Regions from separate parts of the Homo sapiens genome. Here region 1 is linked to region 2. A link is an interaction called in ENCODE POLR2A ChIA-PET data of the cell type or tissue named here. Cell type or tissue: B cell. All regions are shown on one strand. Links, peaks and the distances in the headings refer to the core of each region. The heading gives the core; the rest is flanking DNA. Region 1 holds the start of HSH2D-AS1 (HSH2D and RAB8A antisense RNA 1). Region 2 overlaps TPM4 (tropomyosin 4).

Evidence for each region. Peaks named below come from ENCODE experiments on the same cell type or tissue, not always from the same donor. Only the 100,000 strongest peaks of a DNase experiment are listed, where the experiment ranks them.
Region 1: POLR2A ChIA-PET joins it to region 2 with 7 read pairs; 15 of 35 experiments call an interaction of 5 or more read pairs at or near these places.

The regions. Positions count from the first base shown.
Region 1 is chr19:16,131,573-16,142,481 of GRCh38, forward strand. HSH2D-AS1 (HSH2D and RAB8A antisense RNA 1) reads right to left here and starts at 8,343. Exons shown (of 2, transcript NR_199156.1): 1 at 8,163-8,343. RAB8A (RAB8A, member RAS oncogene family) reads left to right here. Exons shown (of 8, transcript NM_005370.5): 8 at 640-2,662. The coding sequence ends at 732. It also overlaps a transcript of HSH2D not described here. RefSeq lists an enhancer at 9,914-9,983. In B cell, for the core only: a CTCF peak has its summit at 9,608; DNase peaks (open chromatin) are centred at 8,359 and 9,769; H3K4me3 peaks cover 402 bases; H3K27ac peaks cover 2,170 bases.
Region 2 is chr19:16,081,252-16,092,160 of GRCh38, forward strand. It overlaps TPM4 (tropomyosin 4), which reads left to right. Exons shown (of 8, transcript NM_003290.3): 2 at 662-795; 3 at 5,172-5,289; 4 at 6,776-6,846; 5 at 7,794-7,869. Among named protein-coding and RNA genes, the nearest start is that of TPM4, 10 kb to the left of the region's middle. RefSeq lists an enhancer at 5,237-5,286. In B cell, for the core only: a CTCF peak has its summit at 5,259; a DNase peak (open chromatin) is centred at 5,320; H3K4me3 peaks cover 430 bases; H3K27ac peaks cover 1,026 bases.

The sequences.
Region 1 (10,909 bases), core at 5,664-10,663, 53 kb after region 2:
GGGGAAGGAGATGGATGGGTGGATGGATGGTTGGAAAGGGATGGATGGATGGTTGGTTGGATGAGGTGGTTAGAAGGGGATGGATGGTTGGTTGGTTGGTTGGAAGGGGATGGATGGTTGGAAGAAGATGGATGGTTGGAAAGGGATGGATGAGTGGATGGTTCTTGGTTGGAAGGGATGGATGGTTGGTTGATTGGTTTGTTGGTTGGAAGCAGGTGGATAGACGGATGGAAGGGAATGGGTGAGTGGATGGATGGATGGTTGAAAGGGTATAGATGGATGGTTGGTTGGTTGGTTGGTTGGTTGGTTGGTTGGTTGGTTGGTTGGATGGTTGGAAGGGGACAGCTGGACGGACTGGCAGATGATGGATGGATGGTTTGATGGCTGATTGGTTGGTTGGATGGCTGGAATGGTAATGGATGGATGACCTGGCAGATGATGGATGGATGGTTGGATGGCTCGTTGGTTAGTTGGTTGGTTTGGCTGGTTTGATTGGTTTGGTTGTTTGGTTGGTTGGTTGGTTGGTTGGTTGGATGGTTGGATGGATGGTTAGGTGGATGGTTAGGTGGATGGCTGGTTGATTGTGAGACGTAGTGCTGATTCTCAGTGATAACCTCAGAAAACCTCTTGTGATTTCAGGAAGGCAACAGCCCCCAGGGGAGCAACCAGGGAGTCAAAATCACACCGGACCAGCAGAAGAGGAGCAGCTTTTTCCGATGTGTTCTTCTGTGAGGAACACCGCCTTACTCTGAGCCTCGCTCAGCCCAGCTGACTGTGCCTGTTCTGAGTGAGCCCCTCACTCAGCCGGGGCCCTCCCACCTCCAACGCCCCGCCCACGCCGCGGCCACCGGGCCCACGGCCACCAGAATGCAATTGAGAAATCGTTTATTTTAGTAACTGTCTGATCTTTTTCAACTTTGGAGATGGAATAAGTTAAAAATTTGCTATTTTTCCTGTAACATCTGCTGAACGGGCCCACCCACACGTTGTATATTCAGAGAGAGAGAGGGAGTCAAGGTGTGACCGTCGACCACAGCCAGTGTCAGGCCTCTGCCTCTGGGCCTTTGCTTTGTGGCCTCACTGCAACACAAAGCTCCACCAGGAGGCTGGTTCACGTCCCCTACCACGGAAGCGAGGTCCCAGAAGGCCAGCGGTGGTTCCAGGAGCAACAGCTCCCAAACCCTGAGCAAGGCAACCGATCGCCAGGACCAGGAAGCATCACCCAGGAGATTTGGCGCCCACTTCCACCTCTTCTCTCAGTTTTGGACAAGTGACAAACCATTTTGCCCCCTCACTCTTCTTTTTTAACTGTTAAACCAAAGGAAAGCACAAATGAAGGAAATCCTGTGTAAAGCATTGAGAAGGAAAGAAGCCTGGAGCAGCCTCTCCTGTCCACAGCCAGGGGTTAGGTCTGCAGGCCCGTCTGCGGTCCCCATCGAGCATCAAGGGGACGCTGTGTGTGCTGCAAGTGACCCCGAAAACAACCACAGCCGTCACATGGTCCTCCTGAAGTTGGGGCACCCTCCTCTCAGCACCAAAATGGCCCCCACTCCTTCGTGTCCTCCCGCTATCTCCAAATCGGACGTTCTTTCTAGCTGAGATTTTTATTTTTCCACATCTGTAGTGCCATGAAGCGATTCTGTCTTTGACTTCCAATGGCAAACCTGGGTGATCGGGAACAAGCACGTTGTACCCTTGGCTGGACATGGCCAAGACACAAGGCATTCCACGGCGGCAAGCTGACCGCACAGCAGTCTGGCTTGATTTTCAGCCGTCATCATTGGGTTCTGTTTTGACAGCTCTGCTGTCCCATAGGGACTGCGACTGGGACCAGGTCAACCACGCCAGGGGGGTGTCACCAGCCTTTTCTTTTTTTCTTTCTTTTTTTTTTTTTCCTCCTTAAGCTGCTGTCAATCCAAACCATTGGCATCATCGTTTCTTTTGAATTAAAACCAACATATCAGCAATAGTCTGCTCTCCCCGGGAATCTCTAACATGCTCTGTTTACATCGATAAATGCACTTAAGGAAAACAAACAAATTAAAGCTCATCTTAAAGTCCAAGGATTTTTATGTCCACATTTTCCCTGTAGGCCACACGGACATGGCCAGGTGCTGGGGGTGGGTCTGGACAAGATGGTAGAGCCCATGGATTACCCCATCGAGCGGCCACCTCAGAGGAGATGCCACCCATCATCAAAAGACTAAATTGGGAAAAGAAGCCTCCTGGCTTGGTGCAGTGGCTCACACCTGTAATCCCAGCACTCTGGGAGGCCAAGGCGGGCTGATCACTTGAGCTCAGGTGTTCGAGACCAGCCTGGCCAACATGGTGAGCCTGCGTCACCTGGCTTCTGGCACACAGCTCGGCCACTGTGTCCCTCCTGCCTCCCTGGCAGGTCCTTCTAGGGGCCCTCTCCTGGCTGGCTTTCCAGGGCATTCCTTCCACTCTATCCAGGGTCCTTCCCAAGACCACACCCAGGTCCAGTCATTCCCTAGGACTTGGCAGAGAGCTGTACTCACAGCCAAGATCACAGCAAAATCAGCAAAGGGAAAAGGCATGCAGAGTGAAGTCCAGAGGCAACCAGACAGAAGCATCCAGAATCCTCTCACAGTGGGGTCACACACCCCATGCTTAACTCCCCCAACAATGAGTTGTAACAACAGGTGTGTAATGTGTCTTTTGTGAAAGCTAGTTGGCAGTTCTGTACCCAGGTGTTTATGGAGCCAGTCACATAGGAACCCTCTACCTGGCACTTATCAGGATTCCAGACTCCTACAAAGAAAGCAGGGGTTTAGCATAAACCGCATCACTTGTACAGAAAGTGTATGAGCCACGCATGTAGGGAAGTTTTAATATCCGTAGGGAACTTTACCAACTGCAGGCCCACCTTGCCAGCAGGCCTTTCTCAGGAAGCAGCCTCAGATCTATTCATTCTTTTCTGCACACACTATGCTTTTAGATAGGCCAGTGGCTTTCAAGCTGCAAATCCAGGCCAGACCCAGGTCGGTTTCACCTGCCACTCTCTATTCCAATTTGAATGTCTCATCGGCACCGTAAGCATAACACAGCCCTGACCCTGGACTCCATCCCTGCCTTCCCCATCGTGCCCACAGCTGACCCCTCCCGAGTTGTAGCCACGACCACCTGGACCTCTGTGACCACTTCCTCATGGGTTTCAGGTCCTCACCTCTGTGTTTCAAACTATTTTCAGAGTGTCCTTACGAAACTGAAATCAGTGTCACCTCCTTGCTTAAAGCTCTCCCCAGGGGCTGGGGTGTGTGGCTTATGCCTATAATCCCAGTGCCTTGAGAGGCAGAGGCAGGGGAATAGCTTGAGGCCAGTTCAAGTTAAAGACCATCCTGGACAACATAGTGAGACCCCATCTCTAAAAAAAAAAAAAAAAAAGTACAAAAATTGGCCGGGTGCAGTGGCGCATGCCTCATCCCAGCACTTTGGGAGGCCGAGGTGGGTGGTTCACCTGAGGTCAGGAGTTCAGAGTTCAAGACCAGCCTGGCCAATATGGCAAAACCCCATCTTTACTAAAAATACAAAAATTAGGCATGGTTGCACGCGCCTGTAGTCCCAACTACTCAGGAGGCTGAGGCAGGAGAATCGCTTGAACCTGGGAGGCAGAGGTTGCAGTAAGCCGAGATTGCGCCACTGCACTCTAGCCTGGGTGACAGAGCAAGACTCCGTCTCAAAAAAATAAAAAATAGTATGGTGGCATGCACCTGTAGTCCCAGCTACTCAGGAGGCTGAGGAGGGAGGATCACTTGAGCCCAGGAGTTGGAGGCTGCAGTGAGCTGTGACCACACCACTACATTCCAGCCTGGGTGACAGAGCAAGACCCTTTCTCAAAAAAAAAACAAAAAACCTCCCCAGGTCTTCCTTGGGCTTAGGGATACAACTTACGCCCCTCACCGTGGGGCACAAGCCTCTACACGCTGCAGCCATAGCCCTGCCTACTCCTTCCTCTTTCTCTGGCTGCCCTTCCTGGCTCACTCCACTCCAATCCTCTCCTTCCTTACTCCTTCACTCCACACTCATCACTGAGAAGGCCCCAGGGCCTTTGCACTTGCCACACCCTAGTCTTGTAGTCTCCTGAAATGTGCAAAGCCCACTGTCCATCACATCATGGTTATCCAGGGCTACCTCTGCAGAGGCCTCTCCCAGTCATGCCCTTCTCTCTTCCTAGCTCATCTTCATAGCATTTATGAGAAGTTACCTGTTTTCATTGCCAACCCTGTCCCCACTCAGCCCAAAACCTCCATGAGGACAGGGACTTCTGTAGTGTGCTTGTGTGTGGCCTGAACCCATTGAATTAATGAAGGACACGCAAATGGCCTCTAGGGTGAGCACAAGGGAGGAGACATCCTCTTCCCTCAAAGAAACCAGCTTCCAGGGTTGATCCTGCAGCCTCTGCAGCCTAGGGGGCAGCTCCCCAGGCATTGCAAACTCAGTGGGTTTGGGAACCCCCAGCCACAAACTCCCTTCCCACCTGACCATGCTAGAGGCCTGCCCTGGTGGTCCCTGGCTTAGCTCCCATCAAAATCTCTGTCATCTCTATCCTTGAGCCTCCGAGCACGCACTCAGGAGGACCCTGAATCCTGATACTAAAACTCAAAAGTCACCCCCTGCCACGGATGCCTGATAAATGGCCACTTTGGGAAACTTGCTTTCTTTCCACGAAACTTTGCAGTTTCTGTCCAAAACTGCAAAATTCGGAGACAGTGACAGCCAATGGCAATGAATAGCAGATCCTGACTGGGAACCCATCCTGTGCCTGGCTTTCTTCTGAGCCCTTAATGGGTCACGGATAAGAGGGAGCTGCCTGGGCCCGAATCCCAGCACCACTCAAGACCCACGGTGATAGAGGAGCTAGAAAGAAATTATTTAGGCAGATAGTGAGGGCACCAGAGTCCTTGGCGGAATTTCTTTTCTAACAAAAAGCAGCCCAAGAAATTATTTTTTCTAACAAAAAGCAGTCTGAGAAATCGAGCTGCAGACATAGATAAGCGAGCTAGAAGCTTGCACGGGGAAATGCCAGCAGCTGCGTCAATAGAAAACAGTTGCCTGGGTGCCAGGCAAGACCAACGTGGAGACTCCATCTTCCCTGTTTTTATTACCACGTGTACAGTAAAGGGATGGGCAACATGGCACAGCTCAGGCAGAGGACCCGCTTGCATGATAAAAGATTAGGGGTGGCCAGAAATTCACACCCGATGCAAATGGCACACCTAGTCCTAACCAGTTTTTCACACCCTATGCAAATATAACACCTAGTCCAACCAATCTTTCACGCCTTATGTAAATCAAACACTGCCTCCTCACCAGGCATCTATAAAATCCCCTGCATTTCACTGTGCATCTGTCAATGCATTTTTTCAGGACCTCTCTCTGCAGGAGGGAACTCTTCTCTTTCTTTTGCCTATTAAGCTTCTCTTAACCTCACTCTTGTGTGTCCACGTCCTTGTTCTCCATGGCCATGAGATGACAAATCTCGGGTATCTACCCCAGATGAGGCCGTTTCAATGGCACAGCCTTGGACACATGCCCTCAACAACTGAACTTAGTTTCCTCTCTTGCAAAATAGGGGGGATCATAGTTTCCACCTCATAGGATGGCTATGAAGAGCCAGGGAGATGATGGATCCCAGAGGAGGCACAGGTACATACATAATGAGCACAGAGACAGAATAGGCTGATATCAGCATCATCACTGTCCTCATCACTGTCATCATCATCATTATCATTATTTTAAAGCAGGGTCATCCGGCCGGGCGCGGTAGCTCACACCTATAATCCCAGCACTTTGGGAGGCCGACGTGGGTGGATCACTTGAGGTCAGGAGTTCGAGACCAGCCTGGCCAATATGGTGAAACCCCGTCTCTACTAAAAATACAAAAATTAGCCAGAAATCACTTGAACCAGGGAGGCGGAGGTTGCAATGAACCTAGATCATGCCACTGCACTCCAGCCTGGGCAACAGAGCGAGACTCCGTCTCAAAAAAAAAAAAAAAGAAAAAAAGAAGCAGGGTCTTGCTCTGTTGCCCAGGCTGGAGTGCAGTGGTGGGATCATGGCTCACTGCAGCCTCAACCTCCCAGGCTCAAGTGATCCTCCTGCCTTAGCCTCCCAAGTAGCTGGTACTACAGGTGCATACCACCACACCCAACTAATTGTTTTACTTTTTTGTAGAGATGGTGTCTCACTGCCCAGGCTGGTCTTGAACTGGCCTCAAGTGATCCTCCCACCTCAGCCTCCCAAAGTGTTGGGATTACAGGTGTGAGCCACCACACCCACCCTGTTATTACTATGACCACCATTGTTCATCTTGTTCCCCAAGAAAAGTGCAGTGGTGCAATCTTGGCTCACTGCAACTTCTGCCTCCTGGGTTCAAGCAATTCTCATGCCTCAGCCTCCCGAGTAGCTGGGATTACAGGTCCCGCCACCACGCCTGGCTAATTTTTGTATTTTTAGTAGAGATGGAGTTTCACCATGTTGGCCAGGCTAGTCTCAAACTCTTGACCTCAGGTGATCCACCCACCTTGGCCTCCCAAAGTGCTAGAATTACAGGTGTGAGCCACCGTGTCCAGCCAGTTCTGGACATTTCATATCAATGGAATCATGCACTAGGTGGCCTTTGTGTCTGGCTTCTCTCAGCATCATGTTTTTGGGGCTCATCCACATTGTAGCATGGAGCAGTGCTTCCTTCCTTTCTGTGGCTGAATCATATTTCATGGTGTGGATGATGGAACCACGTTTTGTTTACCCATTCATTCATTCATGGACATTTGGGTTGTTTCCACCGTTTGGACACCTTAGCTGTCATCATCTGTGCCTCAGACATACCAAGTTCTTTCCTACCACAGGGCCTTTGCCCGTGCTGATTTTGTTTGTTTGTTTGAGATGGAGTCTCGCTCTGTTGCCCAGGCTGGAGTGCAGTGGCAAGATCTCAGCTCACTGCACCCTCCGCCTCCCGGGTTCAAGCGATTCTTCTGCCTCAGCCTCCCGAGTAGCTGGGACTACAGGCGTGCGCCACCATGCCCAGCTAATTTTTGTATTTTTGGTAGAGACAGGGTTTCACCATGTTGGCCAGGCTGGTCTCGATCCCTTGACTTCATGATCTGCCTGCCTCAGTCTCCCAAAGTGCTGGGATTACAGGTTTGAGCCACCGCACCCAGCCTGCCCTTGCTATTTTCTTTTCTGCCTGACTGTCCTGCATGTGAACTCATTCAGCATCTGTCTCCTCATAGACTGTGGGCCCTAGAAGGGTGGGGACCATGCCAATCTTGCCTTTTTTTTTTGAGACACAGTCTCACTCTGTGACCCAGGCTGGAGTGCAGTGGCATGATCTCAGCTCACTGCAACCTCCATCTCCCAGTTCAAGCAATTCTTCTGCCTCAGCCTCCTGAGTATCTGGGATTACAGGCATGAGCCACTACGCCCAACTAATTTTTGTGTTTTTAGTATAGACAGGGTTTCCCCATGTTGGCCAGGCTGGTCTTGAACTCCTGACCTCAGGTGATCTGCCCACCTCGGCCTCCCGAAGAGCTGGGATTACAGGCATAAGCCACAGCACCCGGCCCGATCTTGCCTTCTGCTTCATCTGCAGCATCTAGCATGGTGCCCATCCAGAGCTGGGGCTCAGCCAGTGTTTGTGAAATCAATGAATGAATAGAATGAAGGCATTGTAGGAAGCTAAAATCATAAAATTACATCAAGTCCAGGGTTGGGCACAGTGGCTCATGCCTATAATCCCAACACTGGGAGGCTGGGGTGTGAGGATTGCTTGAGCTCAGGCGTTCTAGACCATCCTGGGCAACACAGCAAGACCCTGTCTACAAAATAAAAATTGAAAAATTAACCGGGCATGGTGGTGTGAGCTTGTGATTGCAGCTACTTGGGAGGCTGAGGCGGGAGGATCACTTGAGCCCGGGAGTTTGAGGTTGCAGGGAGCTATGATGGCACAGTGCACTTCAGCCTGGGCAACAGAGTGAGACCTTGTCTCTAAAAAGAATCGCATCAAACCCAGTGTTGGCAGAGCCTAAGGGCTTCCCCACTCCCTGACATGTATGGGCCCAGCATTTTCCCAGCACTAAGATGGCATTGTGGCCACCTCCCCCAAGAGCCACCCCACGTGAATCTGTGAATGGCCCACTTACCAGCTGCGGCCTCTGCTGAGAAGCCCAGATCTGTCTCCCTGGAGAACCTGGTATCAGAGAGAGGGGGCCTTGGAATTCTAGCCCCGTTATCTCCCCATCAGGGCACCTTCGTTTTCCCCTCCACACCCTTCCTTCCTCTGGGGGACGCATGTCCGTTTGCGGGCCGAGGCCTGCGGACACTGAGGGGTGTGGGGGTGATTCTGTTGCGACATCTGAAAGGAAGACGTTAGTTTGTGGGAGACCACATCACCCAAGCAGGTCAGGGGAAGCGAGGTTGGGCCGTTTGTGGTGAGGTCTTAGGGGACTGTGCTAGAGCTGGGCCAGCGTACCCCCATGTTCCTGGAAACTCTAAACCCCATGCAAATAAGAGCCCCGATGGTCAGACTTTCCCAGGAGGATCAGAGAAGTGAAGTGAAGTGAAGGCCAGGCCCGGTGGCTCATGCCTGTAATGCCAGCACTTTGGGAAGTCCAGGCAGGTAGATCGCTTGAGGCCAGGAGTTTGAGGCTGCAGTGAGTTGTACTTGCACCACTGCACTCCAGCCTGGGCAACAGAACAAGATCCTGTCTCAAAAAAATAAAAAATAAAAATAAATAAATAAATACTTCAGGCCTATAATCCCAGCACTTTGGGAGGCCAAGGTGGGCAGACCACTTGAGGTCAGGAGTTCAAGACCAACCTGGCCAACATGGTGAAACCCTGTCTCTACTAAAAATATAAAAATTAGCCAGGAGTGGTGGTGCACACTTATAATCTCAGCTACTGGGGAGACTGAGGCAGGAGAATCGCTTGAACCCGGGAGGTGGAGGTTGCAGTGAGCCAAGATCGCACCACTGTACTCCAGCCGGGGCGATAGAACAAGACATCATCTCAAAAATAAAAAGGCCAGATGCAGCAGCTGACACCTGTAATCCTAACACTTTGGGAGGCTGAGGCGGGAGGATCACTTGAACGAGACCAACCTGGCAACATGACAAAACCCCATCTCTTCAAAAATCCAAAAATTAGCCAGGCGTGGTGGTGGTGCTCCTGTAGTCCCAGCTACTCAGGAGGCTGAGATGGGAGGATCACTTGAGCCCAGGAAGTAGAGGCTGTGGTGAGCTGAGACTGCACCACTGCACTCCAGCCTGGGCAACAGAGTGAGGGGACCCTACTCAAAAAAAAAAGAAGAAGAAAAAGAGATTAGCCACAGAGAGGTGAAGTGAGTTGCCCAAGGCAGCTCAGCCCATGAGGTCTGAGGCCCAAGCCAGAGTCTCCCCCAGGCAAACACAAAGGCCTTGCTTGAATTAAGTCACAACAAAGAGTCCTGATTCTCTCACTCCCAACTCATCTCCATGTGCTGTGCTGGAGAGTTGCCTCTCCTAGCATCTTCACATGATTAAGGAGGGCTATTATGCCCATTGCACAGATGCAGAACTGAGGCTCAGAGAGGCTGAGCAACTCACCTTAGGACACACAGCAGGTGAGTGAGAAGCAGGGCTCCACGTGTCTCCTGCTTAGACCTTGTTGACCACAGAGGGCAGACGAGGTGCTGCTGTTGCCGAGGAGGAGCAGGGGGGTGAGAGAGGCACCCAGGGTGAGCCTGGGGTTATCTAGCCCAGCTGGGCCAGGGCAATAGGCCCTTGGGGAGGCCCCCAGTAGGATCTGGGCCCTTTCTGCCTGAAAGGAGAGGAGGAAGTAGTTTTGTTTGTCTGCCTGGGGTACGAGCACACGGCCAGAGCTGGCCAATCTGTTAGGCACACAGGGCCTGCACCCAGGACCCAAGTGCTGTGTGGGACTTCCCAAAGGGCTTCAGCTTATTTAAAATCAGAAGAAAAAAAACTGAACATCCTAATAATAAATATACAATAAGGAATCCAGCCTGGACCACATCGGTCTTAATGCCAACACAGTTGTAAAATAGAATTTTAAGCTGGCACGGCGGCCCACACCTGTAATCCCAGCACTTTGGGAGGCTGAGGCGGGTGGATCACCTGAGGTCAGGAGTTTGAGACCAGCCTGGCCAACATAGTGAAACCTTGTCTCTACTAAAAATACAAACATTAGCCAGGCGTGTTGGTGGGCACCTCTAATCCCAGCTACTCAGGAGGCTGAGGCAGGAGAGTCACTTGAACCAAGGTGGGCGGATCGCTTGAGCCCCAGGAGTTTGAGACCAGCCTGGGCAACACAGCAAGATCCCATCTCCAAAAAAAATATTTTTTTAATTAGTCAGGTGTGGTGGTGTGTGCCTGTAGTCCCAGCTACTTGGGAGCCTGAGGCAGGAGGATCACTTGAGTCCAGCAGTTCAAGACTGCAGTGAGCTATGATCATACCACTGCACTCCAGCCTGAGTGACAGAGTGAAACTCTGTCTCTAAAATAGGTTAGTCAATTAATAAAAATATTTTAAAATATTTTATAATGGAGGAAGTCCTGGTGTGGACCTATGCGTGCCATGAGACCCCAGCCTGTCCAGGCTCAATTCAGTTTCAAGGCCTTTGTGCCTGCTCTTCCCTCCCCCAGCCTGGGCAATATAGCAAGACCCCATCTCTACAAAAAAATATACTCTTTCTGCACTACGCACTCCCCAAATCAAGATGATTCCTTCTCACCCTCAAATGCCCCTTCCTTCACGTCAGTTAGGTCACCTCTGTGGGTTTGTGCAACTGCTGTTCCCACTTCCTGTTTCCCCTTTGGATTTTTTTGTTTGTTTGGGGTTTTTTGTTTTTTTGTTTTGTTTTGTTTGGTTTTCGTTGGTTTTGTTTTGTTTG
Region 2 (10,909 bases), core at 2,490-7,489:
TTCAGAGAAGAGCCTATCTTAGATCTTAGCCTAACGTTGGGTCTATTGTGTTGCTGGAGAGACCAGCACTGACATTCATCTCAAAGCACATGGTATGTTTGACTCCTATGTTGACTCAACTACCCATCTTGTACTGGGACACTCGCTTTTTTTTTTTTTTTTTGAGACGGAGTCTTGCTCTGTCACCAGGCTGGAGTGCAGTGGCACGATCTCAGCTCACGGCAACCTCCGCCTCCCGGGTTCAAGTGATTCTTCTGCCTCAGCCTCCTGAGCATGTGGAACTACAGGCACGTGCCACCACACTCAGCTAATTTTTCTATTTTTAGTAGAGACAGGGTTTCACCACGTTGGCCAGGATGGTCTCGATCTCTTGACCTTGTGATACACCCACCTCAGCCTCCCAAAGTGCTGGGATTACAGGCATGAGCCACCACGCTTGGCGATGCTCATCTTTTGCTATGGAGTGGTAGATGTTTTTCCCAGACATTTTCCGGGAAGATCATACTGAAATTTTGGTATGAGTGTAAATTCCCTATGGCCTGGACTCCTGGGTGGGCTTTGACGGGGAAGATCAGGTTAACAGAGGGCAGGACATGGGGGAGGCTCCCACTGGTGGCTGGCCTGATACTTCTTAACATGGCTGCACCTCCGACCTCCCCAGGCTGAAGGTGATGTGGCCGCCCTCAACCGACGCATCCAGCTCGTTGAGGAGGAGTTGGACAGGGCTCAGGAACGACTGGCCACGGCCCTGCAGAAGCTGGAGGAGGCAGAAAAAGCTGCAGATGAGAGTGAGAGGTAAGGACGCTTTGAATCTGGTGGCATCCGTGTTTGCTTTTAGAAAATGGGGATCATGCTGCCGACCTCGCAGAGCTGGTGTGAAAGTAAACAAGGTCACAAGGACATGCATGTGTCCACAAAAAAGTGCATGACAGCACTTTGTAAACCATCACTCCATGGGTAGAGATGTTTATCCGTGGCCAGGCACGGTGGCTCATGCCTGTAATCCCAGCACTTTGGGAGGCCAAGGCGGACGGATCACCTGAGGTTGGGAGTTTGAGACCAGCCTGGCCAACATGGTGAAACCCCGTCTTTCCTAAAAGTACAAAAAAATTAGCCTGCCATGGTGGCGGGCACCTGTAATCCCAGCTACTCAGGAGGCTGAGGCAAGAGAATCTCTTGAACCCAGGAGGCAGAGGCTGCAGTGAGCCGAGATCGTGCCATTGCACTCCAGCCTGGGCAACAAGAGCAAAACTCCATCTCAAAATAAAGTGAGGGGTGTTTATCCTTACGGTAACCATGAAAAGAAACTTCCGACAGACAGAAAGGCAAACAGAACGGGCAGATGTGAGACTGCAAGTATGACTGTCCATGGTGGTCAGTTTGCAAAGCACTGCTTCTCGTATTTTCTCTGAAAGCCACAGTGCCTCTTAGTGTTCTCTAGACACCAAATTTCAGGTAGGCCGGATGCAGTGATTCCTGCCTGTGCTCCCAGCACTTTGGGAGGCAGAGGCGGGCAAATCGCCTGAGCTCAGGAGTTCAAGACCAACTGGGGCAATGTGGTGAGACCCTGTCTCTACAAAAAATACAAAAATTAGCCGGGTGTGGTGGTGCACGCCTGTACTCCTGGCTACTCAAGAGGCTGAGGTGGGAGGATCACTTGACCCCAAGAGTTTGAAGCTGCAGTGAGGCAAGATTGTGCCACTGCACTCCAGCCTCAGTGACAGATGAGATTCTGTCTCAAAAAAAAAAAAAAAAAAAAAAAAGCAGAGTACTGTGGAGAGGAGGAAAGGAAACTTGGGATGCACAGGTGATTGTTAGCAGAGCTGTCAGGCTTTAGGCTTTTGGACGGTGACAGCTATTTCAGGGACAGTTGCAAACCAGCATGGTTAATGTACTTGCAACTGACCATGCACCAGGTGCCGTGGCTCACGCCTATAATCCCAGCACTTTGCGATGACGAGGCGGGTGGATCAACTGAGGTCAGGTGTTTGAGACCAGACTGGCCAACATGGTGAAACCCCGTCTCTATTAAAAATACACAAATTAGCTGGGCGTGGTGGCGGGCACCTGTAATCCCACCTACTCAGGAGGCTAAGGCAAGATCCCCCAGCTTGAACCCAGGAGGCAGAGGGTGCAGTGAGCCAAGATCGCACCACTGCACTCCAGCCTGGGCAACAGAGTGAGACTCTGTCTCAAAAAGAAACTGACCACGTTCCTCACCCGCCCATGGTATCTGTGCTGCAACCCAGCCACCAGTAGGGTGCCTTCTCCTCGGTAGCCAGATCATTCTCTGGCACGCCTTGGCACAGGCTCTCTGGAAGACTGAGGGTAGATTGTGTAATTCACAGAAGCAGCAGTCTGTGTGTGGTGGAAAAGGAGTTCCTTGTGTGGCAATGGTGTGGGCCCGACCAGTGATCATCGCGTCTGCCCCTCATTCACACCGGAGTTCTCACTTGAGCCAGCCACCATGCTTTTGCAGTATAAACACCTCCCAAAGATTCATTTCTTTTTTTTTTTTTTTTTTTGAGACAGGGTCTTACTCTATCACCCAGGCTGGAATGTAGTGGTGCGATCACAGCTCACTGCAGCCTCGACCTCCTGGGCTCAAGCGATCCTCCCGCCACGGCCTCCAGAGTTCCAGAGTAAAGCTGGGACTACAGGCGCATGCCATCATGCCCAGCTAATTTTTTTTTGAGACAGAGTCTCGCTCTGTCGCCCAGGCTGGAGTGCACTGGCGTGATCTCAGCTCACTACAAGCTTCACCTCCTGGGTTCACGACATTCTCCTGCCTCAGCCTCCCAAGTAGCTGGGACTACAGGCACCCGCCACCACACCCGGCTAATTTTTTTGTATTTTTAGTAGAGACAGGGTTTCACCGTGTTAGCCACGATGTTCTCAAGCTCCTGACCTTGTAATCCACCTGCCTTGGCCTCCCAAAGTGCTGGCACGCCTAGCTAATTTAAGATGCATTTCTGGTTGTGCTGCTGTGACCACTAACCAGAGATTAGAAACCAGCTAAGGAATCTTGGAGATTGCATGTCACCCAAGCTGGAAATTTCTTCCCAAGTAGTGGAACAGCCAGGGCAGAGGGAACAGACGCTACTGCAGACTCTGCTTCAGCCACTGAATCAAGGGAGAGAGTGGCAGCTCCGGCAGCCACGGGGCAGTGGAAGGACCCAGTCACGAGAGTTCCTGGCTGTGCCTGTGGCCTGGGTTAGCTGCTGTTCACAGTCAGACCAGCCTGGCTGGATGCTGACGTTGAGGGCTCCCATATTGGCAAACCAAGGGAGGCTGCGAAGGCCAGTCTCTTGTTTGCACCATGTCCCCAGAGGCCTTTGGTGACACCCCTGTTAAAGACTGCTGTGTCTCAGTAGAAAGAATTATATACTTGAAGCTTGGGGATCTAGAGTCAGCTTCTACCACTGGCACTTTCTATGGAGCCTTAGGCAAGTCACTTTGATCTCTTGGGTACTACAAGGGGTTTTGGGGCAATAAATAACCCAGAGAGCTTGCTCACATGCTGAGGGTGAGACCTCGTACAGGTGGGGGAGGGTGTTTTGAGACTTAGCTGAGAACGGGTGACACCCCACGTGAACATATTTATTGGACAGCAAGAAGCATATGGTCTCTGTGCTGGGTGGGAATGATACATATCAATGACACATTATCCCAGGCTGGCCTCTTCTTTTCTTTTCTTTTCTTGTTTTAAATACACAAGGTCTTGGCAGGGTGCGGTGGCTCACACCTGTAATCCCAGCCCTTTGGGAGGCGGGCGGATCGCTTGAGCCCAGGAGTTTGAGACCAGCCTGCGCAACATAGTGAGACCCCATCTCTACAAAAAAATATTAAAAATTAGCCAGGCATGGTAGTGCATGCTGGTAGTCCCAGCCACTCAAGGGACTGAGGTGGGAGAATCACCTGATCCCAGGAAGGCAAGGTTGCAGTGAGCTATGATTACACCACTACACTCCAGCCTGGGCAACAGAGTGAGAACCTGTCTCAAGAAAAAAAATAAATAAATACACAACGTCTTGCTCTGTCACCCAGGCTGGAGAGCAGTGGTGCAATCACGACTCACCGCAGCCTTGAACTCCTGGGCTCAAGCGATCCTCCTACCTCAGCAACATTGCAAAACCCCCACCTCCACAAAAAATTTTTTTTTAGTTTAGCTGGGTGCAGTGGTGCACACCTATAGTCCCAGCTACTCAGGAGGCCGAGGCAACAGGATTGCTTGAGCCTGAGAGGACAAGGCTGCCGTGAGCTCTCAGGGCACCACTGCACTCCAACCTGGGCAACAGAGTGAGACACCATCTCTCAAAATAAAAGAAAAAGAAAGGGGGCACAGACTCTGGAGTCAGACTGCCAAGGGCTGAGCCTCAGCTCTACCACTTACCAGCTCTGTAACCTTAAGTTACTTACCCTCTCTCTATGCCTTAGTTTCTTCATTTGTAAAATGTGGATAATTTACCTGCTCCATAGGGCAGTTGTGAAAGTGAAGGCACTTAGAAAAGTGCCTGGTAGTAAAGATGAAGGGAGGCTGGGCGCGGTGGCTCACACCTGTAATCCCAGCACTCTGGGAGGTCAAGGCGGGCAGATCACTTGAGGTCAGGAGTTCCAGACCAGCCTGGCCAACATGGCGAAACCCCCTCTCTACTAAAAATATAAAAGTTAGCCGGTCACGGTGGTGCATGCCTATAGTCCCGGCTATGCTGGAGGCTGAGACAGGAGAATTGCTTGAACCCAGGAGATGGAGGCTGCAGTGAGCTGAGATCACACTACTGCACTCCAGCCTGGGTGACAGAGCGAGACTCCATCTCAAAAAAAAAAAAAAAAACCAAGATGAAGGAAATGTGTGCACAGAGTTCCATCTTTGCAGTGTGTTACAGTGCTCAGTAGATTCAGAGACTCATTTAGATGAGAGATGGGACTAGGGGTGGTGTCTCACGCAATTAGCCAGACATGGTGACGGGTGCCTGTAATTCCAGCTACTCAGGAGGCTGAGGCAGGAGAATCGCTTGAACCCGGGAGGTGGAGGTTGCAGTGAGCTGAGATCGTGCCACTGCACTCCAGCCTGGATGACAGAGCGAGACTCCATCTGAAAGAAAAGATAGATGAGAGGTGGGTGGAGGGGTGTGAGTGAACGGCCGTCCTGATGAGATTGCTCCTTGCAGAGGAATGAAGGTGATAGAAAACCGGGCCATGAAGGATGAGGAGAAGATGGAGATTCAGGAGATGCAGCTCAAAGAGGCCAAGCACATTGCGGAAGAGGCTGACCGCAAATACGAGGAGGTGAGTGGGGCTGGCAGATGGCGCAGCAGCAGGAAGTGGGAGGAAATGCATCTGCTGAGATAGGGAGGACACCGGGGCCAACGAAAGGAAGCTCTCGGTTAGGTCAGCTGTCCTCCTGCGTGAACATATGTTTGTCCAGAGACAACCACTTGGCTAGGAAACTATCTCCCACGATGCCAGAAAGTGCTGCGGACGCTTGTCTAACGTAATGGGAAAACCGAATGATCAGCTCACTTGTGTCGTTAGCTGGGAGTTTTGGCACAGTTGGGCAAAAATGGAGGATTGTGGTCCCAAGCCATGGAGTTTCAGACCATGCAAGCTCAGGCCCTCCTTTGCCTCCCTCGATGGCTCGGCTCTTCCCTCCCGCCTCTTGTCTGCCTCGCTCCTCAGGCTTGAGGAAGAGAATCAGGATTTCCTCCAGGCCCCAGGATGGCTCTTTCAGTTGAAGCGCCAGCAAAAGGCCAGGCGCGGTGGCTCGTACCTGTAACCCCAGCACTTCGACCGAGGCGGGAGGATCACCTGAGGCCAGGAGTTTGAGACCAGCCTGGGCAACATAGTGAGACCCCATTTCTAAAAATAATAATAATAATAATTAGCTGGGTGTGGTGGCATGCACCTGTAGTCCCAGCTACTTGGGAGGCTGAGGCAGGAGGATCGCTTGAACCTGGGAAGTCAAGGCTGCAGTGAGCTCTGACCACGCCACTGCACTCCAGCCTTGGAGACAGAGCAAGACCCTCTGTCAAAAACATAAAAGGGCTGGGCATGGTGGCTCACGCCGGTAATCCCAGCACTTTGGGAGGCCAAGGCAGGCAGATCACCTGAGGTCAGGAGTTCATGACCAGCCTGGCCAACGTGGTGAAACCCTGTCTCTACAAAAAATACAAAAATTAGCCGGGCATGGTCGTGCATGCCTGTAAGCCCAGCTATTTGGAAGGCTGAGACAGGAGATTCACTTGAACCCAGGAGGCAGAGGTTGCAGTGAGTCAAGGTTGAGCCACTGCATTTCAGCCTGGGTGATGGAGCGAGACTCTGTCTCAAAAGAATAAAAAAATAAAAAAGAGGCCAGGTGTGGTGGCTCATGCCTATAATCCCAGCACTCTGGGAGGCCGAGGTAGGTGGATCAGGAGGTCAGGAATTCGAGACCAGCCTGGCCACTACGGTGAAACCCCATCTCGACTGAAAATACAAAAATTAGCTGGGCGTGGTGGCACGCGCCTGTAGTCCCAGCTACTTGGAAGGCTGAGGCAGGAGAATCGCTTGAACCCAGGAGGTGGAGGTTGCAGTGAGCCGAGACTGTGCCACTGCACTCCAGCCTGGGCAACAGAGGGAGACTCCGTCCCCCTGCAAAAAAAAGAAACACCAGAAAAACCCATGTTGCAGCTGGTCTAGGGGTCTGGGTGGGGCATCATTGGGGGCTGTCTGCAGTGGATGGGAGAGGACACGGCTGGTGGGGATCGGGCTCAGCTGGGCCTTTCTGTCTCTGCAGGTAGCTCGTAAGCTGGTCATCCTGGAGGGTGAGCTGGAGAGGGCAGAGGAGCGTGCGGAGGTGTCTGAACTGTGAGTGGCAGAACAGGACTGAGCGAGGCTGGCTCGATTCCTGGGGCGGAGTGGGAAGGAGCTGGCTGTGTTGGGAATTGGCTCTGACCGGGGTCTCTGCTCAAGTGGACGGGCGTCAGGGGCTCATGGCTCATCTTTTCTCTTGGCTTCTGTGACAAAGAGGTGGTGACTTGTTCTTACTGCCATGGGAAGCACTGCCCACGTGTTGACCCTTTCTGCAAAGATATGAGGAAATAGGAGTGAGACAGGAGGCAGCAGGGAAGCCCAGAAGTCCCATTTTCCCAGAGAGGATATCTCAGGGGGCTGTGCCATCTTAACAGAACACTGACCTGCTCCAGAAGGCAGGCTCCCCCGGTCAGTATGTAAATGCTTTTGCTCCTGTCAGTGTTTGGCCGTGACACATTCCTGGCGGGAAGGTGAGAAGCTTAACCAGAATCCCACAAGCAAGCACCGAAAAACAAAACACCTGTCCTCTTGGCCCCGGGTGAGGAATTCAGCCCCACAGAGCATCCGGGAGTGCTGAGAGAGATCTGGTTTCACAAATCCACTCCGGGCTTCCTTCCCGGAGTGTCCCCTGCAAACTCCCATTGCTCTCTGCCCGCCTTCTGCCCTCAGTCCCATTCTTACACCTTCCGGAGTCGGCCTCATCAATCATAGATTTCACAAGTCCTTGCAGCCTTACCCTTGGCAAAAGACCAGGAGTGTTTTCCAAGCCCTCCAAATACTCTTCGGGCGCACCTCGCCTCTGCCTGGTATGATAAGCCTTTGATAAGCCCATAGTATCACACTGCAGAAAAATCCATTAACATTTTCTCCCCACATTCCTTCTGCCCCCCACCGGGGGAGCTGTGTAGGTTTCTCCTTTGGAAAATTTATTGTTGGGGCGATTGCTATTATTGCCGGCTGTAAGGGAAGATAAGACACAAAAATCCTTTGTCTTTGTGCAGAAAATGTGGTGACCTGGAAGAAGAACTCAAGAATGTTACTAACAATCTGAAATCTCTGGAGGCTGCATCTGAAAAGGTAGGTGGTTGGCTTGAGCTGGAGGGTGGCTTGCTGGACTTTGTTCTTTTCTTCTCCCGAGGGATGCAGGAGCCTGTCAGGTTATGGGGAATCTGCCCTTTATTTAACAGTAGCGTTGGTGCCTGGCAGCCAGGGTTTTTCCCCTACAGAAAGAGCTGGATTTCTCCTGCACACTCTTGAGTCCTCTTCCATGGGGTCTGAGCACCATCTTTGATCTCCATCTCAGGAGGATAGAGATAGAACATGAGGCTCTTCTTAGCGAGATCTGAGCATAGTTGTATAAATAAATACAGAGCCTGCCTCTCACCTGATTCCCCTGGTTCCTCCAGAAATACCATCTCAAAGGTATAGCAATGATCAGAGGTGGAATTGGGCTTTTTAGTTTGAAACAGCACCCAAAGCAGTTGCTACGTGGCAGCTACGTCGGGAACAAAGGACACACTTCCACGGCCGAACCCCACTGAATTTCCCAGCCTCTTCCTCATTCTTGCTCCTGCTTTTGCAGTTTCACAGACATTCTTTGTTCTCCCATCACCTCCACCCCCCACTTTTTTTTTTTTTTTTTTGAGACAGAGCTTCGCTCTGTTGCCCAGGCTGGAATTCAGTGGCATGATCATAGTTCATTGCAGCCTTGAACTCCCAGGCTCAAGCGATCCTCCCACCTCAGCCACCACCTGCTATTCACTCAACTGGGTGTGGCTTTCCTTTTGCTTGATAAACCCCTATTCAGCCTTTTTTTTTCTTTTCTTTTTTTTTGAGACAGGGTCTCACTCTGTCACCCAGGCTGGAGTGAAGTGGCGTGATCTCAGCTTACTGCAGCCTTCGACTCCCAAGTTCAAGCAATTCTCCCACCTCAGCCTCCCGATTACACGCTAATTTTTATAATTTTTGGTAGAGATGAGGTTTCACCACATTGGCCAGGCTGGTCTCGAACTCCTGATCTCAAGTGATCTGCCCGCCTCGCCCTCCCAAAGTGCTGGGATTACAGGCATGACCCACTGCACCTGGCCTAGAGATGAGATCTTGCTCTGTTGCTTAGGCTGGAAGTGTAGTGGCGTGATCATAGCTCACTGCAGGCCCCAAACTCCTGGGCTTAAATAATCCTATCACCTCAGCTTCCTGAGTAGCTAGGACTTGCAGGCATGTGCCACTACTCCAAAACTGTATTTTTTTTTTTTTTTTTATAGAGCACAGTCTATGTTGCCTAGGCTGGTCTTAAACTCCTGGCCTCAAGTGATCCTCCCACCTTAGCCTCCCAAAGTGCTGGGATTACAGGCGTGGGCCACCGTGCCTGGCTAATTTTTCTAGTTTTTGGTAGAGACAAGGTTTCATCATGTTGGCCAGGCTGGTCTTGAACTCCTGGCCTCAAGTGATCCTCCCACCTTGGCCTCCCAAAGTGCTGGGATTACTTTGGGAGGCCGCCGAGCCTGGCCTCCTGTTCATCCTTTGAGCTTCTGCTTAAACATCACTTCTGAGAGTCCTTCTCTGATTTCTCATCTAGGTTAGGTATTTCTCTGCTGTGTAGCCCTGTCTATACTTTTGCTGGCATTATGATTTCTTACATTTATTATAGTTACTCCATTAATTGCATGCCTTCCTTGCTAGATTGTAAGTTGTAAGGACAGGAACCATGTCATCTTGTTCAGAGTTGTGTCCCTAGTACTAGCATTGTGCCTGGCATATATCTGTAGTGTGTGTGTGTAATTTTTTTTTTTTTTTTTTTTTTAGTAGAGATGGTGTTTCACCATGTTGCCCAGGCTGATCTCAAACTCCTGGCCTCGAGTGATCCACCTGCCTCTGTCTCCCATATGTGCCAGCCCTGGCATATATCTGATACTAGGATGTGTAAGGAATGAATCCAGTTGGTGTGTGTATGCCAGACACTGCCCCGGGCCAGGGGGATAGATGTAACACCACTAATACCTCAGCTGCTTTGTTTTGTTTTGTTTTGAGATGGAGCCTTGCTCTGTCGCCCAGGCTGGAGTGCAGAGGCACGATCTCAGCTCACTGCAACCTCCACCTCCTAGGCTCAAGCAATTCTCCTGCCTCAGCCTCCTGAGTAACTGGGAATACAGGCGCACACACCACGCCCAGCTAATTTTTGTATTTTTAGTAGAGACGGAGTTTCACCATGTTGGCCAGGCTCGTCTCAAACTCCTGACCTCAAGTGATCCACCCACCTCGGCCTCCCAAAGGGCTGGGATTACAGGTGTGAGCCACTGTGCCCAGCCTGGCATCTGCTCTTGAAGAGCTCAGAGTCGAGTCTAGTGGAAGGGATTGACAAAGTCACAGAGTGCTTTGGGAATACAATAGAGGGACCTTGGTAGGTTGTGAACGGTGTCACCAAGGAGGCGACATTTAAAACAGCTGTAGGTCCAGCACGGTGGCTCATGCCTGTAATTCCAGCACTTTAGGAAGCCGAGGCGGGAGGATCGCTTGAGCTCAGAAGTTCGAGACCAGCCTGGGCAACATGGAGAGATCCCGTCTCTACCAAAAATACAAAAACTAGCTGGGCATGGTGGTGCATGCTTGTGATCCTAGCTACTTGGGAGGCTGAGGTGAGAGGATCACTTGAGCCTGGAGGGCGGAGGTTGCATTGAGCCAAGATTGCCCCACTGCACTCCAGAGTCAGGCTTCAGTCATGACTTGATCACTTAATAGCCATGTGACCCTAGGCAAAATAATAACTTCACCTTTCTGTGACCCTTTCCTCCCCTATAAAATGGGATTACAGATACCAGGCTGTGATGCCATTAACTATGTCTGGCCCATGGTAAGCAGCTAATAAGTGTTAGTTATTATTGGGAGGCCGAGGCAGGCGGATCACCTGAGGTCAGGAGTTCGAGAGCAGCCTGGCTGGCCATCGTAGCGAAACCCCATCTCTGCTAAAAATAACAAAAATTAGCTGGGCATGGTGGTGGGCGCCTGTAGGCCCAGCTACTTGGGAGGCTGAGTCAGGGGAATTGCTTCAGCCTGGGAGGCAGAAGTTGCAAGTCACAGTGAGCCGAGATCGTACCACTGCACTCCAGCCTGGGTGACA